2 separate regions of the Mus musculus genome follow, and region 1 is linked to region 2. The links are chromatin loops, found by intact Hi-C in ENCODE. Cell type or tissue: gastrocnemius. All regions are shown on one strand. Links, peaks and the distances in the headings refer to the core of each region. The heading gives the core; the rest is flanking DNA. Region 1 holds the start of 1700064M15Rik (RIKEN cDNA 1700064M15 gene). Region 2 has its middle 44 kb from the start of Gm19951.

Region 1 (16,018 bases), core at 4,817-12,816, 54 kb after region 2:
AGCATCATCCCCCACGCTGCAGCCGTCAGCGTTTTCTGATTCTTTGCCCAGTTCCTCACTCAGACTTGCTCTCCATCACCCTGTGTCATGCTCCGGACCATCCTCCTAATGAATACGTGCCAGGTCCCGGGAGCTGACAAGCTTTCAATACAAAGAAACAAATAATACACGCCAGGGAGAGGAGCCGAACAAAATAAAGATAGTAGGGGGTGTTTTGAGTGAAGGGCATCATGGAACAGGCACATTTCAGAGACATTTTGGAAAGGGGAAACCTGATGTGTTAATTAGGAGTCTATTTCCATAATAAGACTACGCAGGGGAAGGTAATAAAAGAAACAAAAGGCAGTGGAGGGGACTGCACTAGCGGGAGTCGGTATTCTGTAGCCGAGAGGAGGGGTTGGTTATTCTCTGTTGTTTCATGTGTGTCTGTGGTCTGTTGGCTCCCTAAGACAGGGGACTGCCCCTTTTGTGTTTTGTAAAGCACCATGAATAAAGAGCTTCGGGTATAAATAACATTGTGGTTTCTGCCCCCCAACAGGATGTACAGCAGCCCTACCCACTCCAGCTGCTGGTGGGATTTGACTTTTCAGGGTAACTTCAATTTAAAAGAACAGTCTCCTGTTGAGAAGGGGCCCCCACGGAGGGTTAAAAACAAGAGGAAGTGCTGGGAGCCTTGAGGTGCTTAGCACAGTGGGTGCCCATTCTGAAGAAAGGGAGCATGTGGGGATGGGCAAAGGCCTTTCCTCAGCTTTAGGCGGTCTGGCTTAGGGAACTTGGGCCCCAGGCACAGTAGTTACAAAGACACAGAGCACAACTCTACTCTGCCACTTGCTGGAGTCGCAGTAGGACCATACAACGGGTACTGTTAGGCTGAGAAAAGACAGCCTATCTTCCAGACTGCAGCCAGATTAATTTTCCAAAAGCGCAACTTTGAACATGCCTTTCTGCTGTTCCGAACTGGCAATGGCCCCCAACTGCCTGGCAAAGCAGTTGCTGTGGGGTTGGTGGCGCTCGGGGCTTTGCGGAGGAGCCACCAGTGAGTCTATTAGGAACCTTCTCAATCCACATTTCCATCTTCGTGGGGGAGGGGTGATTAGGTCACTGTGTTGCTGGGCTACTCAGAATGTCCGCAGTAGTCACTTGGGACACAGCTCTCTGAATACCGATTTTCCAGACTGTTAAAGAGCTGGCTGAGTGGAAAGCTCTCCACTTACTGGCTGTGCCATGCTGTGCCATGCTGTGCACATTTCTTAATTTTTGTAGGATTTAGATGCTTACCTGTAACGCAGAGCGTTGTTATATCTGCAGCATCTTGATCAATATTTGGTGCCTTGTAATCTTTAATTTTATATTACTATCGTTATCACTTATGTATAGGAGAGAAAATAAATTAATTTGAAAATATGCTTGCTGAATGTCAAAAGTTGCTCTGTGGTGGTGGGGGGGGCGAGGAGGGTGTGCATTCACACCACACATACACATACACACACACACACACACACACACACACACACACACACACACACCTCGACTTTCTTTCCATAGAGGTTTCTGCCCTGAACAGATAGGACATGCATAGTGAATGAGGGCTTTTAAGTCCTGAGAGCACTTGTAGTGTCCAGTTAGCCCCTCCTAGGCCAGTGTTTCTCAACCTGTGGATCGTGACCCATTTATGAGTTGAACTACCCTTTCCCAAAGGTCACCTAAGATTATAAGAAAACACAGAGATTTACATTATGATTCATAATGGTAGCAAAATTACAGTCATGAAGTAGCAACAAACACAATCTTATAACATGAGTCACCACAACGTGAGGAACGGTGTTAAATGGTCACAGCATTTAGGAAGGCTGAGAAGCACTGTCTTAGACTGACTTAGACCCCAGTCAGCCAGAGGTCAGTGTGGTGGTTTTGTGAAGAATTTGTGCTCTCATGATGACTGTGGGAGTGGGACAGGAGCAGGAGACACAGTTCCACACTGATACCCATAGCAACCTGAATCCTTTCCAGAGACCTTTCTCTGGATGAAGCTTGGATTATATATATGTATATGCTTGTTATGTATGTATGTATGTATGTGCACCACATGCTTGGGGGTGCCTTAAGGAGGCCAGAAGAGGGCATCAGATCTTCTGGCACTAGAATTACAGAAGGTTGCTTGCTTCTTTGTGGGCACTGGGAATCAAACCCTGGTTCCCCAAAGAGCCCCAAGTACTCTGAACTCCTGAACCATTTCTCCAGCCCAGAAGCTGAGATCCTTGACTTTGCTGCAGGAAGAAACTTCACAATGAGTTCATTGCTAAGAGGGAGACTGGGGCTCCCTCTTGGGATCTTAGTCTTAGAAAGGAACTCAGAAGAAATCTCAAGGTCAAGTTTATTAGGGTTTAGGAGGAAAGCAGTCGTGCAGGGGCTGTGGGTCTGGGCAGCTGGCAAGAGAAGGGAGATGAAGGAGAGGGGGAAAGTTATGTCTGTGTGAATGTGGATCCAAGAACGTGGGCATGGTCAGCAGTAGAGGTCACAGCAGGGCTGGAGATTTAAAGGACAGCATCAAACCCATTTTTCTCCATTTTAGGACCAGGCCTGATGTCAGAAAGAGAGCCAGCAGTCCCATGAACTAGGCCACAAGTCACCAGCCCCAGGAACAGACTGTAAATTCCAGGAACCAAGCCATAGGTGACCAGCTCCAGGAACAGACCAGAAATTCCAGAAATAAGGTCATAAAACCCCCTCCCATAGAACAGCCTGGAGATAACCACGAGAATGGAAAAATATCTTATCTCAGGATGGGCCATCTGTGCTGGACAGTTCTATCTCATCCTGTGGTTAACCGGTCATGACATAGGAATACAGACCACTGACCACTTGGCACAAGCCAGTCAGGAGCCGACCCCTGTGACCTCCCCAGCACCCACCAATGAAATTTTAGATTACCTAACCCACTCTGTAAATATCAAAGAACTAACATAGTAGCCAATCAAAATTATACTGATGTCACCACTTTGGCCTCTACCAATCACGTTAGAGATTGCCTAATCCTACTCGAGAGTTCCCCTGGTTCCCTGTAAGAAGGCCTGTGCATCTTTGTCTGGGGTCACCATTTGGAGGAATGGTTGACTACTGCATGCTGGTTGTTTCTGCAGAATAAACGCTCTTTGTCTTTGCGTGCCATTTGACTCTAGAGTCTTCCTTCAGCGATTTTTTCAGACCCTTACAGGGATAGGGGCTTCAGAGAACATGTGAGACACTCAAGACCCAAAGAGTCCAGCATCACCGTTAAGACTATAATGAAGAGCCACACCAAAGCCCTCTACCAAAAGGGATGGCAATGCCTGGACTGGAGTTTGGGTCACACCCTCAGCTACAATCTCCAGGGAGGGTGATCGTTCAGGTAGAAGGAGAGAACACAGGAAGTCAGAACTCCTTTCTGTCACTCTCAGCCTCTAGTAGGGACAGAACCAAGGACATTTTCTGATCCTGCCTAGGCACTAGGATTCGAACTACTCAGCCGAGGACAGTGGATCACTAAACAGTAGCTTAATGACTGGCTCACTCATTAAGAGGTTGGCCTTGGAAGACACAGTAGAACACCTGGTGTCCCAATGCACAAGACTTTACAGCAACCTCCTGCAGTGATGGACAATACCCACCTTGTAAAGAAGACCAACTCTTAGGTCTCAGTTCTGCCTCTGTGGCAGTGAGTGAAAGTGGTACTCGTCCCACTGCCCTCCTCTACAGTTTGTAAAAATAAAGAGAGGTTACTAGCAGTTCTCAGCCTGTGGGTCACGATCCCTTTGAGGGTCAAATGATCCTTTCACAGGGGTCACCTAAGATCATCAGAAAACACAAACATTTTCGTTACGATTCATAACAGTAATAAAATTATAGTTATGAAGCAACAACAAGAATATGGTTGGAGAGTCACCAGGACGTGAGGAATGGTATTAAAGGGTCACAGCATCAGGAAGGCTGAGGACCACCGCACTAGATGACCTATGAGATTCCTTCCGGGTCTCACACCTAAACTCGGTGAGATCATCCAGGTAATGACCACACGCCAGCTGTTTGGACTTGGTAGTAATGAAAGGCCCTGCATGCTTGCATCCCTACCAAATTCATTGTTCAAACCTAACCACCAGCGTGACGGACGGCAGGAGAAGAGCCCTGAGTAATGACAGCAGGTAGATGAGAGAATTGTCTTATAAAAGAGTCTCCAGAAACAGCCTTATCTTTTCCACCTTGTGAGAACACAGTGGGAGGCAGAGGCAGGCAGATTTCTGAGTTCGAGGCTAGCCTGGTCTACAGAGTGAGTTCCAGGACAGCCAGGGCTACACAGAGAAACCCTGTCTCAAAAAAACAAAAGAGAGAGAGAAATAGAGAGGGAAAGGGGGAGGGGGAGGGGGAGGGGGAGGGGGAGGGAGAAAGAACATAGTGAGCCAGTGCCATCTGTGAACTAGAGAGGGCCTTGCTACCCTCTGGTACCCTAAGGAATGGAAAAGCTTACTATCCTCATGTGCAGAGATTGCTTCTGCAGTTGGGACATGGTGTGATCTGCTTCATGTGTCATAGGCAAGATGTCAGCAGAAGAGAGGAGAAAGGCACGGGAGAAGCTATGAAAATGAAGTCGAGGGAGTAGAGAGATGGCTCAGCAGTTAACAGTGCTTGTTGCTCTCACAGAGGACCTACAAGCTCGCAGAGCCCTCTTCTGGCCCCTGCAGGCATCTGCATATATATATGCATATACACAGGCACACAGAGAGACTTATAAATGAAAATTAAATAAACCTTAAAAAACAAATGAAGAAAATGAAGCTAAGTTATACCATGTCCTTCTAGGGGACAAAGGAACAGTCTAGTGTATGAGTTTGCTGTCATCAGTGATGACTAGCCTGGTCATTCATCAGTAGGATTCTACCATATAGACATGATCTTTTATGAGACCAGAACAAGGCCAGTCGTGATGGTACACATCTTTATGGAAGCAGGAGGATCTCTGTGAGTTTGAGGCTAGCCTGGCCTATGTAGGGGCTGAAGAGTGATATTCTCTTTCAAAAGAAAAAAAAAAAACCCACAGCCAGAACATAGTCAAGGTGACTCTATGGGTAAAACAGTTGGCACGCAAACCCGGCAACAGGAGTTGATTCCCAGAACTCGTACATGATGTAAGAAAAGTACTGTGTCCACACAGTGGCCCCTTAGCCTCCACAAATCACATAGTACCCTCCATAAATCATATATCACATGTGTGCATTGGCACACTCATGCTCACACATACATAAACATATCATACACACAAAAGAATAATTTTTTAAAATGTCAACTTATCATAAAAGCCATTAGCAAATCAAATCTGTATCCTGACCCTAGTTCCTGAAATATGATCAGAATGAGACCAGCTTTGTCCGTTACTCTGAATGGGACTGTGACATAGCTGAAGGTACCTGGCACTCAGGCCTGGGAGAAGCCATCTTTCATTACCTGTACTTGTATAGGCGTGCCTAATGAGGGACAATGTTCCCACACTTGAAAACAACTTCCCTTGATTTATGGTGTTAAGCAACTTGTTATTTTAAACGGTTTAGACGGCTATTTGCCTACACAAGCAAGCACATTCTTTGAACTGAAGCCCATTATATGACCCCTCTTATCCCTGTAGGTGACAAACAGCAACAAATGCAGAATTGGATACATTTGAAGGGTTCCCAGTGTGTGCATGGATGTACAGGCCAATAGGAAAAGGCACACTTGTTAGGGATAATAGCTGCTTTACACTTCACTTGCCTCTTATGAATTAATTATTTCATCTCTCAACTCTAAGAAAAGCATGTCATATTTCCTGACTCATGCTATTAGGTAAGTACCAGAGAGAATTATAATATTCAAGGTGACTATATCTATGGCCAAGGTGGGTGGCTCTGCTGCAGTAATTCAAGGAGTAGAAGATTCTATTTACTCTCTTTTTTGTTCTACACCCTGCTAAAGGCATTTCATTCATTCAGTCAATCATTCATTCCGTCATTGAGTCAGTCAGTCGCTGAGTCTTGTGGGTGTGTGCGTGAATATGTGGTGTATGCAATTGTGTATATTCCAGTGCATTCACCCAGGCGCTTATGTAGGACCATCACAGTGTCTTGTTCTCAAATCCCCACCTCATGGCCTTGAGACAGGGTTTCTCATTGAACCTGGAGTTAGGCTGGCAGTCAGCAAACTCCAGCTATCCTCCTGCCTCTGTCTACAGCAGCCCCAGGATTACAAGCACATCTGCCATGGCTTTTTACCTGAGTGCTTGAAATCTGAATTTGGGCAAGTGTTCTTATCTACTGAGCCATCTCTCCAAACCCTCAACCAACTTTTTAAGGCTCCATCCATACCTATGTTTTTAATATCAAAAGTGGGATTTAGTGTCAAGTATAATCTTATCTCCCAACCGCTCACAAGTAGCTGATAAGTTGGACTTCTTTTTTCTTTTCTTTCTTTTTTTTTTTTTTTTTTTTTTTTTGGTTTTTGGTTTTTGGTTTTTCGAGACAGGGTTTCTCTGCATAGCCCTGGCTGTCCTGGAACTCACTTTGTAGACCAGGCTGGCCTTGAACTCTGAAATCCGCCTGCCTCTGCCTCCCAAGTGCTGGGATTAAAAGCGTGCACCACCACCGCCCGGCTAAGTTGGGCTTCTTAATGGTGCTTAAAAAAAAAAGGGTACCACTTGCACTGTATCAATCTCCATGTCTTCTCGGGTCTAAGGGACTGAACTAGCTCTGAAGCCAAGACGGGCAAGGCTGGAACACCAGTTGGTCCATGACAAATGTTAACCCTTGGCAAGACTTATGTGGTTTCAAGAAGCCCCAAGTCTCTTGTTGAAAGTAAAGTCCCCAAAGAACCCACCTGATGTCATTGTAACAATTGGTAAATAAGGTTTTTAAAGGGCCTAGATTAAGCCCTGTCGATGTGAAGGGCTCCATCAATTTTTATGGTTGCTCTTGTCATAAGTGCCTGGTTGTTAACTGGAGTTCCTACTTAGGGATCATTTCCTTCTGGGCTGACATAGGAAGGGCAACATCCTCAGTGACACAGGGAGATTCCCAGATGGATAAGATATTCTACAGGGTGATAAGAGCCGAACACAGCTACACCACACTCGAGGGCACGGGCTAAAGTCCGTAGTCCAGCAGCAGAATGTCTATCTGCCACATAACACTGTTCCACTCGTAGGCTGGAACAATCTGTGGCTTGGTACTCGGAGATCGTGTGGATTAGAGGTCTGAGGGTGGCTCATCTCCAGCCTGTGCCTCGGGTTGCCCACAAACCACAATGGTAGTATTTTCGAAATAGTAGCCAAGGAGACTACATCGGCTATTTTTGTTTCTATTCTGTTTTTTTCCTCTCCCCTTACCAGTTTCTCCTAAGTTGCTTGATAAATTCCAGGAAGACAACAATTCTCACAGTTTGTCACGGGAATCCTTCCCGAAAGAGATGGTTCCACATGGTACTAGGAACTTGACTTCAAAGAAGGAATCCAAGACGTTGCTTATGTGCTAATCAAAAGAAAACAGGGTCATCCCTGGCGGTGGGTGACATTTAGTAGCTTTTTTTAAACAAATTGTCAGAAGCATGTCTTATCTTTATTTTATATAAAAGGTTTACATAATAATCTATTTTACCTAAATGTTAAAGCATGTCTGAAAATATCTAATTAGTACTGTAAGATAAAACATCAACAAAGAAGATTCTTTACGAACCTTCCTGGGATTCTGTATCCGTCTCATCGGTTACTAAAACTTCCACCCTGGGAAAATTGTATTCGGAGGGACTGGAGAGATGGCTCAGCAGTGAAGAACACTCAGTGCTCTCAAAGAGGAGAGGAATTGGCTTCCTATCACACCCACATCTGGGTACCCACAGCTGTCGGTAACTCCAATTCCAGGGTTCAGATGTCCTCCATTGACCTCTAGGGGCACTACATGAATGTGATGCATGTATACTCATACAGGCATACGTATGTATGTTCATACATACATACATATACACACATACATACACACACATATGTACACATATATACATACACACATACATACATATACATACATACATATATACACACATACGTACATACATATATACATACATACATATATATATATACACACATATATACATACACACATACATACATATACACACATACTTAACATATATACATACATACACACACACATATACACACATACATACATACACACATACATATGTACATACACACACATATATATATACATACATACATACACACATATATACACACACACATATATATACACACATACATACATACATATACACACATACATACATATACACACATACATACATATACACACATATATACACACATATATACATACACACACATACATACATATACATATACATACACATAAATACATCTTTAAACTGTATTAGGGTTTAATGGAAAGAGACACACTGGCTTTTGGGAATGCGGAGGAAATAGCTACTATAAAGACTGTCACTGAGAAGAAGTGCAGGTTCAGAGCAGCCACGTAAGCTGCATGAGGAGCTGCCTTCTACCCACTGTAAGTCCTCACCTGAACACTGCTATGGCTTCACAGGGCCAGCTGACGAGAGTACATTTCAGGCTAGGTTCAGAAATCGGTTAGCTCACTATATTGGTGCAAACTGAAAATGGATTACTTCCAGATCTTGACCCCCTGAGAGGTATCTCTGAGACCAATGGAAATCAATCATTTTAACAGAGCTTCAGGCTTGCTGACCATCCACTTTGTATGGAGAAGGAAGTGGTTGTAAGTAAGGGACTCAGAAGTAGTGATAGACTGCATTGATTTGTCATGGGACCAGAGGAACACATCGGAAGATGGAGAACAGCGGTTCATAGGGGGAAATACCTACCGGAGTGAGCATGGTAGACACTGCATATTAATCCTGGTATTCGCTGCACAAGAAGCTCTCAGCAATCAGTAGGATGACTCCTCTAGGAAGCATTGGCTAGCCTTTCTCCTCGGTGACCCCAGACAAACCCAGGATGGTAGTAGCTCCAGTGATAGAAACATAGGCCATGCCTAAATGCACCAAAGCCAACTTAGATACTGTCCTGCTGAATGTTAGTGTCCTAATGATCAACCTCAGAAACTGACTCTGTGTCTGGAGTACAGTAGTACCATTCCTGGAGAAAACAAACAAACAAACAAACAAACAAACATTCAAACAAACAGAAACTTGGTGGTGAGTTGACTACACTCTTTCACTTTGGAAAGGGTAGCATTTTTCTCTGACTGGACTGAATCAACTCTAAAGTCCAACAATAACAGGACTCAACATGCCTAACCAATCTCATCACCTTTAGTCCATTTTTCTTGAGAAAGGAGTTACTGGTGACATGAGACGCTGAGATCCACTGTTCACACCACATACCAAACATTTTAGCGGCTTCTAGACTAATAAATTGTGACCACTTTTTAGAGATTCAGATGCTAAGTTACAAACTATACCCAATGAGAGTGGGGCATATTGAAAGTTTGAAGTTGTAGCTAAAGAAACCCTATAATCTATAAGAAGAACTTAGTGGAACCTTCTGGTTTGGAAGACCAGAACCACAAGCAAAATGCAGATAGTTGGTGTAAGCCTGCTCACGAGGTCTCAGAGGGCAACAAGGAAGGACGATATTGGGAACTGAGCTAGAGGTGGTTCATGTTATGTTCTGACAAGGAACCTGGCTCTGTTTACCTGGGACCTGAGAACTTGACAGAAACTGAATTCAAAAGCTGTAGAGAAAGAAAATATAAGACAGCATAGCATGAAACTGTCGCATGGCTTCTGGTCTTAGCACTTATCCATATTTTCAAGGACGGAGAGCAGCCAAATAAGACAGATTTTTTTTTAAAAAAGTGCCATTTGGTGAGGAAGAGTGTGAACAAGTTTAAAGGTATAGTCAAGGAAACCTCAGAGAAAGCAGATGCAATTAAGAGAGACCCTCAGCTTATAGGATAATAGGAAAGTGCACTAAGGACCAGACCTCATCCACAGGCCGTGCCAACCTTTGGCAATGCAGATTTATTTGAAAAGAGAGCGCGTGAAATGAGAACACACTGAAGTAACTACCTGCTATGTCAAACAATTGCCTAAGCAGACATTTTTCCAGATCAACTTCCAAGGTGTGGTAGGCCACTTTAACTGTGAAAGAAGGGGGCTAGGCTATAGGTGTTGGGATCTAGACTTTTGTTTGTACCGAGGTACTGAGGTTTCAGATGGCTGTTAAGGCCAGGTAATGTGTCAGGGTTGGGTTTTCTACAAAGAAACCCTGAGAGGCATTGCAGGGAGTTGTGAAGGTGAAAACTACTGACTTTTTTTTTTTTTTTTTTTTTTTTTGGAGAAAGGGTCTGCATGAAACTTCTATGTAGACCTGGCTGACCTGGAACTCACACAGATCCACATGCCTCTGCCTCCCAAGTGGGCAAGAGTATTGAACTGTTAAGACCACAGGGACTCTGATGCCAGAATTACTGCATTTTGCTTTGAGATGGCCGTAAACCTACAGGATGGGGTGGGGGAGCTGATATTGTAGTTAAAAATCAATGTGTTTGGGTTGGGATTGTGATATTTAATCTTCATAGTCATTCCAATTGTATTTAGACTCACCTAGCGGACACATCTCCGGGCGTGGGTTCAAGTGGCTTCCAGAGCTATTCAACTGAGGAAGACCCGTTCTGAATGTCAGCAGTGGCAGCATCACACAGACTGGAATCTCAAACTGAATAAGGACGGAAGGTAGACCCTGGAATCCAGCTCCTCCCACCCCCAATCCGCTGATCCCTGACTACAAAGGCCATGTGGCTTCCTCTTCATGCCCCCACTGCTATGCTTTCCCCACTATGACCAACAGGACTGTCAAACTGCACGCTTCAGTTGTTCTGTCCGGCACTTTATCCCAGCACTGAGACTAACACAAGGCACCATCCTTCAGGATGCAGTATATGCCTAAAGCCACTCGCTCCTATTTAGCGTTTCCACTGAGTTGGATACCTGGGCCTTAAGGACAAGGGCAGCCTGGCTCACTGTCGCTCCCAGTGGTCCTCCTGGAGGCTGTATGCTCCTCTTCCTTACAAGGCTCTAGTTCATTGAGGGAGGTGTTTTGTACTAAGGGATGTGTAAGGAAATCCAATTAAGAGCTACAGCCCATTTTGCACTCTGAAAGCAGAGACTGGTTACCATACTGTCAGAAGAAACCAACCCTGAGGAGGAGGCAGGACTACTGACACATGAAGGGACAGGAAGGCAGATGCTGATACTCAGCTAAACCACCAGGGTGATACTAGCTTCCTCCATACCCAGGCTGAACTCAAAATAAGCCAGTTGGAGCAACCACTGTGTAACGGAGACATGGTTGCAAAGAGCTCTGATTTCTCAAGGAATCGGTGTCGGCTCACTTGGTCAACCGAGCTCAGTGTTGGCTCAGTCAGACTGAGCCACCTGGCTTAGCAGAGGGCTCTTAGAAGACGATAGTAATTGGGTAGATCGATATTAGTTATTGCTTTGGACCAACTGTAGAATCAGTGGCTATGGTTTAATCTCACTAAATCTGTCACCAGTTAGAACCTTGAATAATTTGTGGCAGAGTGGAATAGACTTACCTTGTGGGGTGGAGGGGTGGGGGTGGCGAGATAGACTGTAATGGGTGCTATAGGTAGTCTCTTCCCATCCTGCCAGGTCCCACCCAGCCCCCGAGTGTTTAGATGCTTTACTGCTCACATCTCGGACTTCCAACTTCCGACAGAGGACTTCCTTTCTTTATTTTACAATAGTTAATTCATCCTGGCCCAGCCAAGGTCCCAGAACACTAGGTGTTTATGCTCACAAGGTTCCATGCAGCCAAAGATGGCTGCAGGGATGGAGGCGGGGCTGGGGTGAGGGAGAGAGAAAACTAACAATGGTTGTACAAGGGATACCCTTGCTGTGAAATGGATGCTTTGGGTCAAGCTGTGGCTGGATCTTCACCTTAAATTATTACTCTTTAGCTTGGCTCCTCACCACTCCCCCTATAATAGTTTCTGCTGGAAGCACTTCCTTAATAAATAGCTTGCACACATATCCATGACAACCCAACAGTTCCCTAGGAAAAATAAATAAATGATAAATAGGTAAACTTTGTGGACATAGTTTAGTAGAAAACAATTTTTTACACCCCTCCTTCCAAGGATCTACCCCAACACGGGATAACCACAACCAGCGAGTCAGTCTTTGGTTACCATTTTCTCTCTTTACTAAGAATTTCGAGTTTCTCATTGTGCCAGGAGTACTTTACAGACAGGGACATCTGCAAATTATCAGGGATGCATCCCAGTGTAAACCGTTTGTCCAAAGGTATTTTGGCCATCTCTGATTTCAAGTTCTCAATCCTCTTGTCAGACCTTGTTCCAGACAGCATGTCCCAGTTGGTGTGGGTATGCGTGCTTGGACAGCAGAGAGAATGGGGGTCTAGCCAAGAGGCAGCCTAGGGGGAAATTTGAGCAATCTAAAAAAACTGGACCTCATGAGTATCCTGTCCCATCCACCCAGCTGTTTGACCTTGGCTACACTTTATGTTAAATGAATTAACTAACCTCTATATCATAAGATTTTTATTTAAAAGAATTAGATGACATACAGAAAGTGCTTTGCACATCTCCTGGTTGAACGCAAGACATGGATCCGGCTAGAGAGGAAAGAACAGTGGGTTAGGAAGCCTTCCAGGGACTTTAGGGACTTTTAAATCAGATCAAGTGAGGACAGACGAGGAGGGAGGGGAGAGGAAACAAAACAGAGGTGTTTCCTCCCCAGAAAGGGCCACATTGCTCCTGGGTCAAGGAAAGTGGACCTCATGAGGGCCAGGAAGGGGCGACTCTCTCCAAAGGAAGAAGCTCTGAGACACTGGGCCACCACGTGGCCGTCAACCCTACCCCCACCTCCACCCCCCACCTCAGTCACCACCAGGCAGAAGTAGGTGAAGGGTGGAAGCCCAGAGACCGCGCCGCGGAGGCGGACGCCCGCTGCAGGTCTCCTAGCAACGCCCGCCCCGCCCCGCCGGGCTTGGAGCGCCGGCGCCCGAGAGCGGGGACCGGCAGGCCATGGTTGCCATGGCAGCGCAGCCGCCGCGCCTGATGCTGGCGGCTTCTGCGAGAAGCTCGGGCCCTGAGCCCCGTGTGGGCGGCCCGGCGGCAGCCCCAGCTCGCCCAGAATGGCCCAGCCACCGAGTCGCCCCTCCGGCGTAGCCGGATCCCGTGCTCCGGTCCACGTCTACGGGGGCGGGTCACGGCTTGGAGACTTTCAGTTCCTGGGGACCGAGTTGATCTTCCCGGCAATGTCTAAACTCGGCAGAAACGTGCGTGCGCGCTCCCTCACGCGCACACACCAGCGGCCTTGAGGCTGTGCTTCTTTTACGCAAATGTTTTCTCCTGAAAGACTTTTTTTTTTTTAAGTCTAAGAAAGAGTATATGCAGAAAACGGTGAGGCTTCCAAATTCTGTCTTCGAAAACAACGTTGAAATAAATGATCCATTTCTTAAGGGCCATTTTAAAATCGAAAATGTCCGTATACTGGATTCTGAATCCGGACTGGCAATCTGCAGTGGGCTTCACCCGGAGAATCCGGTTAGAGGTTTTAAAATTTAAACCGTTTACACCACCCCACTCCGCCCCTTGCTAGGGCAATAGTCTCGCTAGGGCAGGAGAAGCCACTCGCATATACAAAGCTCATTCTCTGGCTTGAGAGTATTTTTAACTGAGGCGGAGTCAGTCACGTGTTTGTGATTTTAATCAAATTGACAAGGGCTCTGAACAGGAAAAGCTTGCCATCTAAATTCGAACACAACGTTAGGGACATAGTGAAGCAGCCTCTTTGGTCTTGTTTGAATCAGAGCTTTTCACATCTTAATGTTCTGCATATATTTTCCTCGATCCACTGCAACTGGAAAATTTAAATGAAAGCCTATTTCTTAGATTCATTTTTATGGTAAATGTCTCTGGGCTGAGATTATGCATATTCTCGATCAACAAGAAACCCGAGCAGCAATCACCGGGAATTGAGCACCTTGCTGATTGAGCAACACTTGAACCTGGAGGCATGAACAGCCCTAATCTCAAAGTGAAAATCCTTCACGGTATATTTCAAAAGAATATTTACAGCTAACCTTTTCCACTCCGAAGGATCATTCACTTGCAACTTTCTTACCCATCGCTTTGTCAGAGTAATCGCTTTTAAAAACTACTTTTTACCGATTTTTTTAGTTTGTAGCTGGTGAGATGATCATATAAAAAGTATTTATGGGGACGCAGATGAAATGACTCAGCAGGTAAAGGTATTTGCCGTGCGAGCCAGACAAGTCAGTAGGACCCCTGGAAGCCATATAAAGATGGAAGGAGAGGACGCAGGCCCAGGTGCATCTGTACCCACACACAGTGATGGCTGATGTCGGTGACTGAGTTTTTAAAGTATAGCCAGATATGGTGGAACATGCCTGTAACTGTAACACTGTGGGGAGGCAGAAGCAGGAAGTCCACTGCAGGTTGGAGGTCAGCCTGGTCTACACAGCTAGACAACGTCTAAAACAACAACAATAACAAAAAAGAGCACAGTTTTAAGAAATTGCTGTGTAGCCAAGGCTAGCCTTGAACTCTCCTGCTCTCCTACTCCACAGGAATGCACCACCGTGTCTAGCTATGAAACAAGGTGTATGGACACATGCATAGCTATTCTCTGACTCTTAGTCATTTTCTCCTTTCAGGGTCAAAACAGAAGAGCAGTATCATTTACATGGTGGAGGGGAGAAGATTAATTCTGAAAGCGCAACCAAGCATCTGAAAACAACAGTCTCCTGTTTAGCTAGTATTGGAGGAGAAAAATAACCAACCTACGCTACTATGTATACTTGATAAATTTTTCATGGAAAGGGTGAATCAGTGAATCGACTTCGGATTTGCTGGTTTAAATATGTTGATTGTTGAAACGACAGTGAATGTTATCATTAAATTAGCCCTTGTTAATGTTTTCTCTTTGGTAATTCTCGCCATCTCTCTGACTGTTCATTCATTATCCCACAGCTCTTTCTCACAAAGGTTATACATTGGTATGGGCCCAGAAAACTTGACTGCAGGATATTGGAAAGTGTCTGCAAGTGTTTGGCAATTAGAATTACCCAGATCAGCTCTTTAACTGCTGGGTTAGATGTTGTTATTGTTGTTGTTTTGGGGTGTTTTTGGGTTTTGGGGGGGTGTTTGTTTGTTTGTTTTTAATTTTTCAGATGAAAGCTGAGTTGTACATCTTAGTTAGCCCAACTGTCAGTTCAGGGGAGCCCACAGGATTTATGCATGTCCTATTTTATTAACAATCGACAACTCAGAGGACCTCACTAGATGGTCTACATAGTTTCCTGACGTGGAAACGAACTGCTGGCAGCTGTCAAAGTTGACTTCAGGATTGCAAGGTTCCTGTCTTATCATTTATAGTTATTGTTTCCTTGGGAACCTAATATTTATCAAACATTGGATCCTTTCTCACATTCTCCTTCCCTCTTCCTCAAATCACCAGCAACCTTCAGTGCTAAGTATCTTATCATTACTGCAGCCTACTGGCCTCCTATCTAATCCCGTTCTAAACTCGCTCTTTGCCTTATCTACACAGCTTTCATCTTTCAGAGGCTTATCCTAATATGAACTGCTTAACCTTTCTTCGTTTTCCCAGATTTCTCGACTTTCATTCATTTGCCTATATACCTTCCTGCTTCCCGTTTCACCTCTCAGATAGTGCAACGAAATAAAGCAAAACGCTTATCTTGTCACCTCAGACACGCTCCTGTTCCCACAAAATGTGCAGTATTCTTGCTGAGCTCATACTTAGCGCTCCCTCTCTCTTTTAAAAAGATTTATTTATTTTATTTATATGAGCACACTGTAGCTGTCTTCAGACACACCAGAAGAGGGTACTGGATCCCATAATAGATGGTTGTGAGATACCATGT
Region 2 (16,018 bases), core at 4,415-12,414:
GTGTGTGTGTGTGTGTGTTGCTTGATGTTGACTGGGGTGATATGTCCTAAGTAGAGTGTGTGTGCCCTCATTTGTTCTTAGAGTACATGGGACGACATTCAGCCCATCCTGTGTCACCCGTTCCCTTAGGAGTCAGGAGACATCACATCCTTCTAAGAACCACGGGGAACCATGCAGGGGGCGGATCCTGGCTTCAGGTGGGTGGATGTGCACAACCTCTTTCTCTCAACTGGGTTGACTTAAACTGGTGGAGAAGATGGTGCTGTGCTTGAACAAATGACACCCAGTCATTTGTCTCATACTTCAATTCCTGTCTGTCACCAGGCAGGATTTGTAACTTGGCATGTCTCTTCTCTGCCCCACTGAGGCTGGATTTGGCACCATAACCTGGTTAATGAGATGTGAGCTAAAGAGACTGTACAGGCAGGAGAGGCTACAGAAAGCCTCTCTCTTGCTCGTTCTTTTCTATCTCCCAGAGGAGTAGCGTGTCCTCACAGGTACTCAGCTTGGAGTGTCACATATGAGTGAGACATAGATACTGGTTTGTATGCCACTGGGATGTCAGGCTCATTTGTTACAGTTGACTGATACAAATGGTTGCTAATTGTCATGAACAAGTGAAAAATGGCTCAACTCCAGTACATGTGGATATTGATTGAGCTGGTAAAAAATTAGCAAAGGGGAGGGGGTAGGGTAACGTCGGGAGGGTTGGAATGAGGAAAGAGAGGGAGAAAAGATGCAATTATATTTTATTTTCAAAAATAAAAAGTATTTAAAACAGAAATTAATCCTAAATATAAGGAAATTATGTTCTTTGGTCAGATTGAACAAACAGTAACAAAAACCCTATTTAGTATGTGAAATTTGCAAGGGCTGTGAGAACCATAGCATCATGGTACACGCACATGAAATAGGCGTTCTTGAACATTGCTAACAGCAGTCTGCAGTAGGAAGAGCTGCTGGGGACTAAGATGGAAGAGTAAGATGATAAAGCATGAGGCCTGCTAGGCACCTTGGTGTGCCAGGGACACTGTTCCAACTTTGTTAACTTCTCTTGTATTCCTTAGGCCAGTCATGTATTCTAACTCACTGAATGCCCCTAGCCATCTTGAAAGGAAAATATACTGAATGATATATTTTCAAAGCTTATAAAAAAAAAAATGTGTCTGTGTTCTTTGACCCATATCATGAAATCTCTCCTAAAGAAAAAAAATAAAAGATGAGTGTTTCGGCTTGTTTTATGTCAACTTGACACTAGGGTCATTTTGAGAGAGGAAACTTCCATTGAGAAAATGTTGCTATCTGATTGACCTGCGGAAAAGCTTGTGGTGGGTTTTCTTGATTGATGATTGATGTGGGAGGACCTCTTGGGAACTACAAGAGCAAACCATGAGGGAAAAACAGTAAGCAGCACTCATCCGTGGTCTCTGCATCAGCTCCTGCTTCTAGGTTCCTGCCTGGAGTTCCTGCCCAGACGTCCCTGGATGATGGCCTACAAGCTCTAAGGTGCATGAACCCTTTCCTTCCCAAGCTGCTCTCGGTCGTGGTTGTTTACAACAGCAACACAAACAATAAAGTGTGAGGTTTTACGTAAGGATGCGGCATGACCCATAATTATGGAACGCAGAAGCAATATAAATGTCCAGAAAGTAGGGGTCTTCTAAATAAACAGAGACAAATAAAAGTAATATACAAATATTCAGGGGGCACGAGAAGATGTATTCACACTAAGAGAAAACCCGCTTATGTTATCAACGTAACTGTTGTTTATACCTGCTGGGAGAGGGAAAACCGGATTTTCCCAGTGAAGCAGCCACTCCAGGGCAGGTCTTATGTTCAGGAAGAGTTGACCAACATATAATGGACTCCACTTGGTTTTGTACTTTTATTTGGTTACAGTTTTATTGTTTTTGTTTGTTTGTTTGTTTGTTTGTTTTCTTTATTTTTGAGTGTTGTTTTATTTTGTTTCCTTGATTTCTAAGGTTTTGTTGAATTGCACTTTTGTTTTTTGAAACTTAAAGTTGGGTGGGTAAGAAGGGAGAAAGGATCTGGAAGGACTTGGAGAAGGGAAGAATATGATAAAAATATATTTAAATTTAAATTTGTCTAATGATAAAATACAGAGAGAGAGAGACAGACAGACAGGCAGGCAGACAGACAGACAGACAGACCGAGAGACAGAGAGAGCACTTACGGTGTTTCTGTCCAATACTTTAGCGGCTCATCACAGGAGAGCTTCACATGTGGTTAGGACAAATTGAGATGTGCTGAAAATGACAGCCTAACAAGAGGAAGACAAAGGAAGTGAAGTAGCTCATTAATAATGTTCATTGATTGCCAGGTAGAAATTATATGTTACTCTTGTTAAAATTAATGTCTCCTGTTTCTTTACGATTTTTTTAAATGTGGATAATTGAATAATTAAAATTTCATCTACTGCTCAAGTTTATTTTGGCATTGTGGCAACGTAGTGTCTCGACAACTACTCAACTGCTTTGTAGGGCAAAGACAACCAAAGGCTGTGGGTAAACGAATAGATGTTGTTGCATTACAATAAAACTTTATTTATAAAGCCAATCAATGGGAATGGGTAGAGGATGGGGAGTGGCTATAATGCTCTGGGCCCTGGTCTAATCCAGAACCTCCTAGCCTTGGCTGTTTTGGCATTTAGTGCTAGAAAGGATGTTGAGGGGTGGGATTGTGTAATGGGGGTGGGACTATCCTGTGCATTGCCGGATGCTTACCACCTTTGGTAAGGCACAATATTTATAAACATTGTTAAATGGCCTCCTGAAAGCACAATTGCTCTGACTGGTAACCACTGCTTTTAGCTTATATAGTTTTATTTCCATAAAAAAAAAAAAAAAAGAGGGAAAGAAGGAAGGAGAAAGGAAGGGATGTTCTGGAAAGAGGAACACCAAGATTGAATACAACATGTTCTTTCGTCACATCTTTGTTTTTCTATATTTCCTAGGTTAAGCACATGTTACACACACACACACACACACACACACACACACACACACATATATATATATATGAAGAATCATGTAGAAGAAAAAAAGCCAAATGGACAGAGATAAAATAAAATGAAATGAGATAACAGAAAGGAAGGTTGGAAAGAATGCAGCCCCACCCTCTAAGGACAAGTTCTATACTTGTTCGAAGCCGGAGAGTCACTCCAAGATGCAGTGTCACAAGTAGACACTGTAGGTGGGTATCGAAACTGATCTCAGAGTTGATGGGTTTGGATCCATGCATCTGCTACTCTGTGGTAGGTCGCCTCTTGCCTGGTATACAGCCAATACTCAGCAAAGTCAACACGCTTACAAAAATACGTATCTTTTATTTTTGAGATTATTCTATATTACATCACCCCACTCCACTTACCTCCCCTAAGCCCTCCCATATACCCTGTCTTTGAAATCCACGAACCCATTTTCATTAATTTTTGATTTATCCACAAGTCCTTTCACGCACATTGTAAGGTCTGTTGGGACCAACACACCTGGACTTGGCAGAGGAAAGGAGGGAACAAGGAACGAAACAGAATTTCAAAGCAAAAGAAGTGAAAACTGTTTCCACACAGCTTCACACAAAAGCCATACAGTATCCCAGCAACTAAAAAACCTGTGCCAACTTAAGTTGTATTTTTAAATATAATAATAATAATAATAATAATAATAATAATAATAATATAAATGTAATATTATATTTAATATATAATTATATACATAATAATATTAATGTGTTAAGGCTTGGTCTTTTGCTATGTATTATAATGCTAAATACTGGCCCCCAAGGCCTAGTTGCCCCAAGGGATGAGAGAATCCACACATACAATGTGACCTTCCTCCTTAATTTAAAACTATTGGTTAAATAAAGATACTGACAGTTAATAGTTGGGCAGAAGAGACATAGGTGGGGCTTGGGGTTCCCAGCCTTGGGGGTCAAAGGAGAGCCTCAAGGAGGGAAGGAAGAAGGCGGAGAGTGGAGGAAGCTGCCATGGGGTAGGTGAATCATAACAACATGGCCATGAGGCTGGCCAATTGGAGTTAGGAGCTGCCCAGGTGGAACATGGGAAATTATAAAATGGGGTTATTGGTGGGGAAATGGATTCTAAAAGCACAGAGGGCAGATATCTGCCCTGCTCTGGTGCTGATTAAGGCTTATTATAAATATGACGGTTGTGTGTCTTTTATCTGGGAACTGAATGGTGGAGTAGAAGCCCCTGACTGAGATTAAATATTTTTTACAACACTAATGATTAGTAATTACTGTTGTAAGTATCACTGACCTATGCTTATCATGCTCTGGTCAGTGTGCCTAGGGCTTTGCATGATTGTCTAATACAACCTTTCACAGACTTCTGAAAGGTAGGCAATATTTGGAGGATAGTTACATAGATGCGAAAGCCCAGGGGTTGTAAGATGTGTGCTGTATTGGTCCACTCTTCAATGTTGTGACAAATACCCAAGAAAAACAACTCAAAGGAGCAATGCTTATCTTGGCTCATGGTTTGAGAGATCCCGGTCCTTGATAGCAAGGTTCCATCCCTTCCAAGCTGTGGTAAAGCACCGTTATGGTGTGTGGGGGGGGGGGGGGAGATAAACGCCTCACCTCATGCTAGTCCAGAAGGAGAGAGAGCAATATAAACTAACTTAGAATTCCTTAGACCAAACCCTACTTCCTAATAGATAGTTCAGCTGTGACTGGTAAACCCACTGATAAACTTACTACCCTTGTGATTCAATCACTTCTTATGAGCACTATCAGCTGCAGACCACGGCTTTAACACAGGAACCTCCTGGGAACACTTCAGAGCCCAACCATAAACACTCGCTTAAGAAAGGGAATAAATCCTGAAGTCCACAGGCTTGGTAGCGTCCACATGTCTCAAAGCTAGTGATCTATGTTAGAAAGGAAACTACTTTCAAATGGAATTCAACTTTTCATCTTGAATAAATAAATAAATAAATAAATAAATAAATAAACCCATAGCACCTAATATTAGTATTTGGGAATTAGTCCTTGTGAGGAAAGAAAAAAGATTTTTCTCACCTTCCTCATGGTGGATCTGAGAAGCATGTCGAATTCAGGCACAGTTTGAGCACATTTATGGGAAGGTATGGAGAGCTACCCCAAAAGCCCAGGCAGGAAGTAATCCTAACAGGCCGTGGGTATGGACCCCATGACTCATGCCAGGCAGAAGAGGCCCTGGCTGTGTCTGAGAGATTGAGGGACCCGTGGCTGAAGCAGGAGAAGAGAAGGCTTCTTAGAGAGTCTGTCAGCAGAGTCTGAGGCCATCATCATTGGCAGGTTGTGTTGAGGTAAAACAGGGTCAGATGCCTGGGTCTCTGGTGGGGGACACAGAATTCCCAGACAGCAGTGCCCTCCGAATGACTTGCAGATGATGTCCTAATGTTCTGGGAATCTCAGTGTCATTTGCTACTCTGTCAATGAAGAACACGTGTTTTGCTCTTTCCTCAACTTCCAGGCAGCTCCCTAAAAGAGTGGGGTCCGCAGAGAGGCATAAGTATTTCCTAGCCTCTTTCCCTTTGCTAAGCTCTTCTTTGACCTCATCTGACCCCTCCCATTGCCACGGTATCCATCACTTTTCTGTTGCTGAGATGAAACACCATAACCAAAATCAACTTGTAGGAGACACAGTTTATTTTGGTCTCAGTTCCGGAGGGAGAGGCCATAATGGCTGGAAGGTTGTCCAATGAAGGCAGTCAGAGAAGGAACCTGGCTGGTCATGTTTGACTTGCACAGGAGAAGCAAAGAGAATAAACAAGAAGTGAAGCAGGTTATAGCTGTCTCCTGAGAGGCTCCACCAGGGCCTGACAAATACAGAGGTGGATCCTCACAGCCTACCATTGGACTGGGCACAGGGTCCCCAAGGAAGGAGCTAGAGAAAGGACCCAAGTAGCCGAAGGGGTTTGCAGCCCCATAGGAGGAACAATATGAACTAACCAGTACCCCCAGAGCTCCCAGGGACTAAACCATCAACCAAAGAGTACAAATGGTGGGACTTGTGGCTCCAGCTGCATATGTAGCAGAGGATGGCCTAGTCAGTCATCAATGGGAGGAAAGGCCCTTGGTCCTGTGAAGGCTCTATGCCCTGGTGTAGGGGAATGCCAGGGCCAGGAACTGGGTGTGGGTGGGTTGGTGAGCAAGGGAAGGGGGAAGGAAATAGGGGTTTTTGGAGGGGAAACCAGGAAAGGGAACAACATCTGAAATGTAAATAAAGTAAATATCTAATAAAAATACATTTTTGCTCCATAAAAAAATTTAAAAATTAAAATAAAAAATATATAATATTAGCTGTGATACTCCTACATGGAATGTCAGCAGTCCATACTTATGATTAAAGATTAGAATGGAAAAAAAAAGAAGTAGTGAAGCAGAGCTATAAACCCTCAAAGCCCGCCCCTAGTGACGTAATTCCTCCACCAAGGCTGCACATCCCAGAGGTTTCATAAGCTCCCCCAAACAGCATCAACAACTGAGGAGCAAGTTTTTAAATATACGAACCATTGGGAGGCATTTCTTATTTAAACTACCATAACCACCTACATCAGTCTTTTCTTGATCCATGTGGGGAATGGCTTGGTTAAGGGTATAATTCAATGAGAGTTCTATCCTCAGCATCACCACAAAGAAACAAACAAAGTGGGTGGAAGGAATAAGGAGAATACTACACTCTTAAAAAATGTATGCTTGCTCATGCTCTACCATGGACCAGTTGAATCTACATCTACAGGTTTTGATAGTAAAAGAAAAATTCCAAAGATGCTTTTAGGGTTCAGCTGGAATTGGAAGTTGCTGGTCTAACTGGTTCCTGCCTGTCACTCTTCTCAGCATGGAAGCAATGTTTCTTCCAGGACTGTGGTTCTCAACCTTCCTAACACTGCGACCCTTTAATACACTCCTTCATGTTGTGGTGACAATCCCCTCACACCACCATAAAATTATTTTTGCTGCTACTTCATAACTGTAATTTTGCTACTGTCATGAATCATAATGTAAATATCTGATATGCAGGATATCTGATATGCAATCCCTGTGAAAGGGACCCTTCGACCCGTAAAGGGGTTGCAACATCCGGGTTGAGAACTGCTACCCTAGGCATTCACACCTCCTCCATTGCCGCAGGCCTTAGGGAGCAGACAGACCATCACTGCCCATTCACTACCCAAGTCCTGGCACACAGCACTCTCAGCTCAAACCCCTGTGATCCATCCCGGTAGACCCCGGGTGTGTGTGCTCCATGGATCTTCTGGGCCTTGCCTTCTTGTGATCTGAACGGCACTTGTTCCTGCTGATAACACCCCCTCTTCACAAGCCCCACCTTTGCCTCTGTGACCCCCACTTCCCTGGCTCCCTCCTCCTTTTCGTTGAGCCACCTCAGCCTATTTCATGGGCCCCTTCTCCTGACTTCTCCATTGCTGTCCTCCTGAGGGCTTCTTGACCACTACCCTCTTTGCAGAGGATGGCTTCCATGCCTCCTCCTCCATCTCACATGCCCATCCTGGGCTCCGAAGTTGATGATTGGACAGTTCTGTCTTGTTGCCTTAGAGGCACATCAAACAAAATGTCCCCCAATGGATGCTAATCAGCTATTGCCCCAACCCTTTATCCTGTCTCCCTTGCTTTATTGAATGGCACTAGTTACACAGTTTAAAATGTCAGGAATCATAGTCACTTCCATTTTCCTCCTCCCTCCAACAACCATTCTGTCATAGTCACACCTCTACCTCCTTTCCACCAACAGCTTACTGTCAGATGACCTCATTCAACTCCTCCGTGGGTGGAGGGGATGATCTCATGCCGTCCTCCTGGCTCAGCCGTGTCCTGTTTCAACACATGCTTTGGCCAAAGGGATTCTTTTGATACACAAATAAGACCATGTCAGTCTCCTGCTTCAAATCCTTGCACCCTTCCCCGTGGACTTCCAAATCTAAACTTAGAAAGGTCCACCGGGCAATAATAACTAGTCTTGCCTGCCTCTCCAGTTTCAGCACCTGCTACAGCCAGCAGATGCCCCATGAATCTCTCCACAAACTGCCTACCCACCACCCTGTATCCTCCCTGCCTTCCCTGACAGTCAACGGTCTGCCATTCAGAATTCAGACTTGTGCTTAGAGTTTCCTATCTCCAAGCCATCCTCCTCTTTCTCAGTGTCTGCTCCAAAGCCTAGAAAACAGCAAGTGTTGGAAGGAGTAGGGTCAATAGCAGTATGAATTTTGGAGTCAGGTATACGATTGCAAAGGAGAATTCCAATGCCTTCCGGATCTCATATACATGGGCTTTAAGCGTAGGTTTTTAACAGGAAATTGCACAGGGGCCTCCTGGCAGTTTTAAACAGGATATTCTTATTTTGCCTGTTTTCAGTGTTGTCCTGAAAGAGACCTAGTTTAAGTAGTGTTCTGTGGCTAGGAAATATTTGAAAACCAATGATCTAAATTATTCAAATAAATAGATAAGTACAATACCAACCTCCAACCCCCCTCCGAAAGGAAATCTCCAGATGTTTCCTCCTAGGCAGATTAGGGGTCCCCCTCCCCCAGCACCACGATTTCCTACCTGTCTAAATGGAGTACTCGTTTGTTATATTGGGAGTTTCACCTACTTGCTCCCCACTCCACTCACATGAGTGATTATTGTTTCTGGTGAGTAATATAGACACAGGCTGAGACATTAAGAGATGCCAAGAACCGGCATCCTGCCCCTGTCCTCCAGAGGAGACTGACTTTATGGCTGGCTTCAGCATATGATTCCGGAGATTTCTACGCAGGGGCCACTGCTCTGGAGAACAGGAAGCATATTCCCTTGAGGGAAACAAGGAAGAACAAGTCTTCTCTCCATGGCCACTGGCAGTTTACTGAGACGGTAGCCTCAGAAGACGCCTGGCCCTGCTAGTCAGTGACTGTGACGAATGTCTTCAGGTCAGCTCTTCCAACATCAAAACCAGGTCTTGGCAGGTACCCGTAGCATTTGCTTGGCTCATCTCCAAATATCCATTTAGGCCAACTTGCTCACCCACCAAGTGGTACAGTTTCCTCCTAATACATTGTGGTAATTCAGAAAACACACCACTTAAAATGAGATGCTCTTGGACGGAGGGGAGGGGCACCGGACTTTGTTTTAAGCCTGAAGTGAGTAGTTGGTATTTCAATAAATGTTGGGCCAATTCGCCTTCAAATGGAGAAGAAAAAAAAAAATCCCTACCTTTTTACATCATAGAAATGAAGATCTAAATGGGAAAAAAATTCCAAACTATTAGAATAAATGATAAGGCAACAGCTTCATGAATTTTTGCCGAGAAAGGGTTTTCTTTAAGACAGCATTAAAGAAAAGCAAACTATTAATGGGTCCGTGTCTGATTATACCTAATTAAAACCCTTAATGAATAAGATTAAGAGACACGCTGTAGCCCCAGCAAAGGTATTCACAGAATACCTAGCAGGCAGGATTATTATCAAGAAAGTAGGTAATCCCTACAGATTAGGTAGAAAAAAAAAAAAACAAACTCTTCAACACAAAGGAAAAATAGGTGATGGCTGTGAACCAAAAATGTATAGAATGTAAATATGAATACATAAACATATTCAAATATTTGACTTCAGACATAATTAGGGAATTGCGGTTAATATAATGAGGATTTTTTTCCCCAACCACGCTGGCAGAAATTTTTTAAGTTTGAAAATATCAAATGTAGGCAAGGTTGTGAGGGAGCTGCTATTTCCTTCCCCTGCTGTGGAGGGTGGAACTTGATGTAGCCATGTTTGAGAGCATTTCGGCAGCATCCCATAAATTTGAAAACCCAAATCCTAATGACGTAGCATTTTCTAGTGTGAGCATTCCCCCAGGGGTAGTCTCACACATGTGCACAGATGCATATCTATGCCTAGTTCTTATCTCAATGTGCACTATGGTGAGAAAAAAAATACTCTGGTATCTGACTTCTGTGGACGTAATGGCTGCCTGTAATAGTTTTCTAGTGCAGTTTTCTAGGGGTCACTGTAACAAGTTACAAATTTCTCACAGTCTAGAATCCTAGGCCAGCAGTTAACAGGGTGGTTTGTTTCTTCTGAGGCCTCTTGGCTTGCGGATGGCCACACCGTGCCTTCTCAGTCTTTCTCTGTGCGTGTTCTGTCCTAAGATTTCATTCTTTTACATACACCAGCTAGTTAGGGTCTATTCTGGTGACCTTTTAACGAAGAAACCTTTAAAAACCCTATCTCCAGATACTGAGGAACTAAGGCAGTGGTTTTCAACCTGTAGTTCGTGACCCCCTGGCAGACTTTCATCTCCAAAAATGTTTATATTATGATTCATAACAGTAGCAAAATTACAGTTATGAAGTAGCAACAAAAATAACTTTATAATTGAGGGGTCCCCACGACATGAGGAACTGTATTAAAAGGTCTCAGCATTAGGAACACTGAGAACCACTGCACTGGAGTTAAGACTTTAGTCTGCGAATTTCACGAAGAGACAGTTTAACTCTAACACTGTTCTTCTAGGAGCCAGTGGGCTCCATGGGAAACCTTAGCCTACATCTCAGAAAGCAAAGCCGTGCAGAATGCACGTGACACATTAAGGTTGTAACTGTGGGTCACAGCCCCGTGTGGCATCACTTCACTGAATGGGGAAAGGGGTCGGGAAGCGCTATAACGGTGAAGATTTCTCAATGCGAAGTGACCAACAATTAATTTAAAATGAACCATGTAACAAGTCTGAAGCATGGGGTGACTTCACTGTAGCTTTGAGTCCTGACACATGGTGTGTATGCACGCTTTGTATTGTGTACACCAGCCAGCTGCAAACCAGCCAACACTGTTGGAAACATCTTAGCTCCAACTTGAGACTGTCTGTGATGAGTTGTGTCAGTTATCCTGTACAAAGCTTCTTACTTTTATTGAAACATAATGTTTAAATCATGGAAAACAATGGCATTTAATACCTTTCTACCATCATACCACACATAGCATTTTTGCATAGATTTTTTGCATTTTGTTATGTTAGAATGTTTGATTTTAAAAATCACTATTTGCGATGCTGACTTGAGTTTTACTGAAAGTCATTGAGTGGATTTGTGCTTGGATAAGAACAGACTCTGCAGTAATCCTGCAATGGTAGTGAACGGAGGTCTGCCCCCTTGAGCTGTGTGTTTATGCAAAATAACATTCTCAACAGTTGACTTATAATATCAAAATATTGCTCTACCCTGAAAAATACTGAAAGTGCTCTTTGACCTGAGGTATCAGATATTCAGCCAAGATTTAATTCTTTATAAGAAAATAAACAATCATGTCTGTCTCGCCACTTCGAAAATCTGCTTTTTCCTTTAATAAATGGTAAAATCATAAGTACACAAAAGAGTCATTATTTTTTAATTTCTTCTAATACTTCATTATTTTTCTCTGCTTCTGTCCCCCCCCCCCTCTCTCTCTCTCTCTCTGTGTGTGTGTGTGTGTGTGTGTGTGTGTGTGTGTGTGTGTTTGCAGAAGTCAAAAAAGCAGAAAGGCGACTGGGGTCCCATGGAACTAGAGGTGCAGGCAGATGTGAGCCACCCAAAGTGAATGTTGGGAACTGAATGAGTCCTGGAAGAACAGCAGGCATTCTTAACCTCGGAGCCACTACTAAAGCTCCCCAGGAGACTTTTTTTTTTAAAGATAGATTTTAAAATAAATTTCTTTATGATTTATATCAAATAAATATTTGATTGCACACCTATTTGGCATACTGGTGTGCCAGGGAATCCCACAATTTTTTTTTTACATGGAAAGGGGTTGTAAGTGAGAAACTTTCAGAAGTCGTGATATATGAAGTATGATACTACTTACCACATATGGGCATGAACCACATATACAAACCTACACAACTATTTTATATATGTACAAAAACATATAAATGTTCTAGAAGGATCATTTAAACTGATTAGGGCTTACCTCTTTGTAGTCAACAAGACTAACAGTGTTTCATTTATTTTTAAAAAAATATTGGCGAGCTGAGGTTGTACCTCAGCAGGGGTGAACTTGACTAGAATGTCTAAAGTCTTAGGTTCCATCACCAGCAAGAGGCCCTGGGTTCAATCCTCAATTTAAACTAACTTTAAAATGTTGAAACAGCAACTCCTGGAACTTTCTCAAAAGCTGAGGGCATACTTGGACACAAAGTAAATCTCTACACATACAAGAAAATTGAAGCAATACCCTGCATCCTATCTGACAACCATGAATTAAAATTGGATCTCAAGAAATAACAGAAAGCTGACAAACTCATGGAAACTAAACAACTCACTACTGAATGAAAGATGGATCAAGTCAGAAAATAATAAGGAAATTAAAGACTTTCTAAAGTTAGATGAGAATGAATGTAGAGCATATCCAAACTCGTGGGACATTGAAAGCAGTGCTTAAGAAGCAAGATCACATAGCACTAAGTACCCACATTAAAAAGCAAAATGGAGAGATCTCATACTGGTAACTTAACAGCACACCTAAAAGCTCTAGAACAAAAAGAAGAAATCACACTCAAAGGGAATAAATGGCAAGAAATAATCAAACTCAGGTCTGAGATCAATAACATGGAAACAAAGATGTTGTGGGAAATATTAAAAAATGGAACCAGCACATTCCCACAGTTGTGCCAGCAACTCTGGGCCCCCCGGCAGTCTGGCAATGGCTGACCTGTTTTTATCTCATGGAGACTCTGACTCAGAATTCCACAATCTCTCCACCCAGCTCGCTAGGTTCCCACTGGCTGGTTGTTACCATGCCAACCCCGTGCTTCAAATCCCCCACAGCCTTTGTGGTGCACATCTGGCAAACCCACGCTTTGCCTCTGTACCTTTCTCTCCTGAACCCAGTCAAACCACTGCTTGAAGGAAAACACCACACAGACTTAGCTCAGAAACAATGGTAACTCAAGCTCTGGGCCCAACAACTAAAACTTTATCTTGTAAGCCCTATTAAATCTGATTCCTTTGGTGGCAAATTCTGACAGATCAGCCATGATACTGGGATACTCTAGCAGCTACATCTCTCCCTTTATGCTGTCCCTGCTCCAAAACCCTCTAACTCTCTCCTGCTTCCTCTCTTCCTCCATCCAACCCGGAAGTCCCTCCTACTCACCCAGTGGTTGGCTCTTTTATTCTAGGAGATCTGTTCACAAGGACAGAACCAGGTCCATCCATAACACAAAAGTTTTTAAAACAAAAATACAAAGGATGAAAGAAACAGAATTAGTTCTTTGAGAAAAATTAGTAAGTTTTGAAAACCTTTATCCAAATTAATGAAAAGGCAGAGAAAGAATATCCAAATTAACAAAGTTAGAGGTGTAAAGGAGACATAACAACAGATGCTGAGGAAATGCAAAAGATCATAAAGAAATACTTTAAAAACCTATACTCCACAAAACTAGAGAGTCTAAAAGAAACAGATAAACCCTTGTCCAAATTAACTAAAAGGCAGAAAGAGAACATCTAAGTTAAAATTAGAGATGAAAAGGGAAACATAACAACAGACACTGAGGAAATCCAGAGGTTTGTAAAGACATGCTTTAAAAACCTGTAAACCACTAAATTGGAAAATCTAAAAGAATGAATAATTTTCTTAATATATACAATCTGCCAAAGTTAAATTAAGGTCAGATAAGTAATTTAAACAGATCTATAACTCCCACTGAAATAATAGCAGTCATTAAAAGTCTCCCAACCAGGAAGGACTGAGGGCCCCAAGGAGATAGGGTCTTCATTGGAAGACCAACAGAGTCAACTAACCTGGACCTTTGGGGGCTCCCAAAGACTGAACCAACAACCAAAGAGCAAGCATGGGCTAGACTTAGGCCTCCATGCACAACTGTAGAATATGCCCACCTCAGTCTTCATGTGGATCCCAAACAACTGGAATGGGAGCTATCCCTAAAGCTGTTGCCTGTCTGTGGAATATGTTCCCCTAACTTGGCTGTCTTGTCTGGCCTTGGTGGGAGAAGATTCTAGCCCTACAAAGACTTGATGTGCCAGGGTATCAGGATACCCAAGGGGTGCCTCCAATCTCTCATAGGAGAAGGGGAGGGGGTATGGAAGGAGGGGCTATGGTAGTATGGAAACTGGAAGTAGGGACAGCGATTGGGATGTAAAGTGAATAAAAATTATATATATTATGTTGGGAAGAACCATTTTTAAACCTAATCTTCAGTATCTGTCCTCTATAGTTACATAAAAACAAGTTAGCTTTGTTGTAAAGTGATATTTTTCTTTCAGATTTTATAATAAACACATATTTTTGTTACATAGTATGTACATTAGTATCAATAAAATGTGATCATGTAAAAACATCTTAAAATAACATAATTGTTGGCTACTCTGGGTTGAATAAATTCTACATGCTATGCAACTTAAAAAAAAAAAAAGTCTCCCAACCTCCCCACACCCCAAAACAGGTCCAGGGGCAGATGGTTTTAGCACAATATTTTACCAGACTTTCAAAGAAGAGTGAATGCCAATACTCCTCAAATTATCCCACAAAACTAGAAACAGAAGGAACATTTTAAGAGGCCACAGTCACCCTGGTACCCAGACCACATAAATACCAACAAAGAAAGAGAATTATGAACCAATTTCCCTTATGAACATAGATACAAAACTTCTCAATAAAATACTTGCAATCCAAATCAACGAACACATCAAAAAGATCATTCTGATCAAGTAGTATTGTTCCCAGAAACACAGGGATGGTTCAGCATATGTAAATTAATAAATGTAATCCACCATATAAACAGACTGAAAGGCAAACCACATGATCATCTCACTAGATGCAGAAAAGGCTGCTGCTGAAACCAACACCCATCCCTGTTAAAAGTCCTGATGAGAACAGGAATACAGTAGTATAACCTCAGCAGAATACATATAGTCTACAGGAAACCCAAAGGCAATATCAGCTTAAATGAAGAGAAACTCAAAGCAATTACACTAAAATCAGGAACAAGACAAGGTTGTCTGTGGAGAGCTTTGGGGGCCGCTTGGCAAGAATCTGACACTGGCCAAGAACAAGGAAATGGGTTTCAGTCAGGAATCTGACTTTGGGCCATGACAAGGAAATAAGTTCAGGCAGGAATCTAATTTTAGGGTGGAACAAAGGAGTAGGCTTTGGGCAAGAATCTGATTTTGGGCTAGGACAGGGAAGTAGCCTCAGATATTTTGGTCATCCTGATAAGCCCTTAGAAACCTTGGATCACGGGAGTGATCATGGGACTCTGTGTATTGCCTTTCTTGTTCCTTGACTATTTGTGGTTTTTGTCTTGCTTGTTCCTTAACCTAGAACTGACCTTACTACTTGCATGTAATTAAAGTGGTATAAAGGCAGATTGGGAAAAAGTAAACTCACCTCAGCCTCAGAACTGGCTGGGGTCAGGCTACAGTGTGGTCTAATTGTCTTTTTATTTTTCATCCTCACTCCTGCACTGGAGAACCTATTGACTGACAGAGCTGGTTTGGTCAGTTGTCCACTCTCCATACGTATTCAAGACAGTCCTTGAAATCTTTGCTGGAGCAATAAGACAATGGAAGGAGATCAAAGAGATAAAATTGGAAAGGAAGAAGTCAAAGTATCTTTATTTGTGGATGATATGATCAGTATATATAAGTGACCCTGAGAATTCCACAGGGAAATTTCTAAAGCTAATAAACTCTTTCAGCAATGTAGCTGGATAGAAAATTAACTGGCTGAAATTAGTAGCCCTCTTATGTACAAAAACCAAATGGACTGGGAAAGAAATCAATGGAATACTACCTTCCACAATAGCCTCAAATCATGGACACTATCTTGGTGTAACTCTTAACTAAGCAAGTAAAATATTTGGATGATATTCAAAATATTCAAGGTACTGAAGAAAGAAATTGAAGAAGATATCAGAAGATAAAAAGATCTCCCATGCTCATGTATCAGTAGGTATCATATAGTAAAAATGGCTATTCTACCAAAAGCAATCTACAGATTCAATGCAA

Evidence for each region. A loop is a pair of places that touch in the nucleus more often than their neighbours do. Peaks named below come from ENCODE experiments on the same cell type or tissue, not always from the same donor. Only the 100,000 strongest peaks of a DNase experiment are listed, where the experiment ranks them.
Region 1: a loop joins it to region 2, with 2.6 times the contacts of the local background. A loop is called at or near these places in 5 of 42 quality-filtered maps.

What each region holds. Positions count from the first base shown.
Region 1 is chr12:99,625,096-99,641,113 of GRCm38, reverse strand. It overlaps 1700064M15Rik (RIKEN cDNA 1700064M15 gene), which reads left to right and starts at 13,140. Exons shown (of 2, transcript NR_045288.2): 1 at 13,140-13,508; 2 at 14,786-15,061. In gastrocnemius, for the core only: no CTCF peak of the experiment used is centred there; a DNase peak (open chromatin) is centred at 12,514; H3K4me3 peaks cover 211 bases; H3K27ac peaks cover 531 bases.
Region 2 is chr12:99,678,621-99,694,638 of GRCm38, reverse strand. It overlaps a transcript of Efcab11 not described here. Among named protein-coding and RNA genes, the nearest start is that of Gm19951, 44 kb to the right of the region's middle. In gastrocnemius, for the core only: a CTCF peak has its summit at 8,032; DNase peaks (open chromatin) are centred at 7,886 and 8,972; H3K4me3 peaks cover 820 bases; H3K27ac peaks cover 2,959 bases.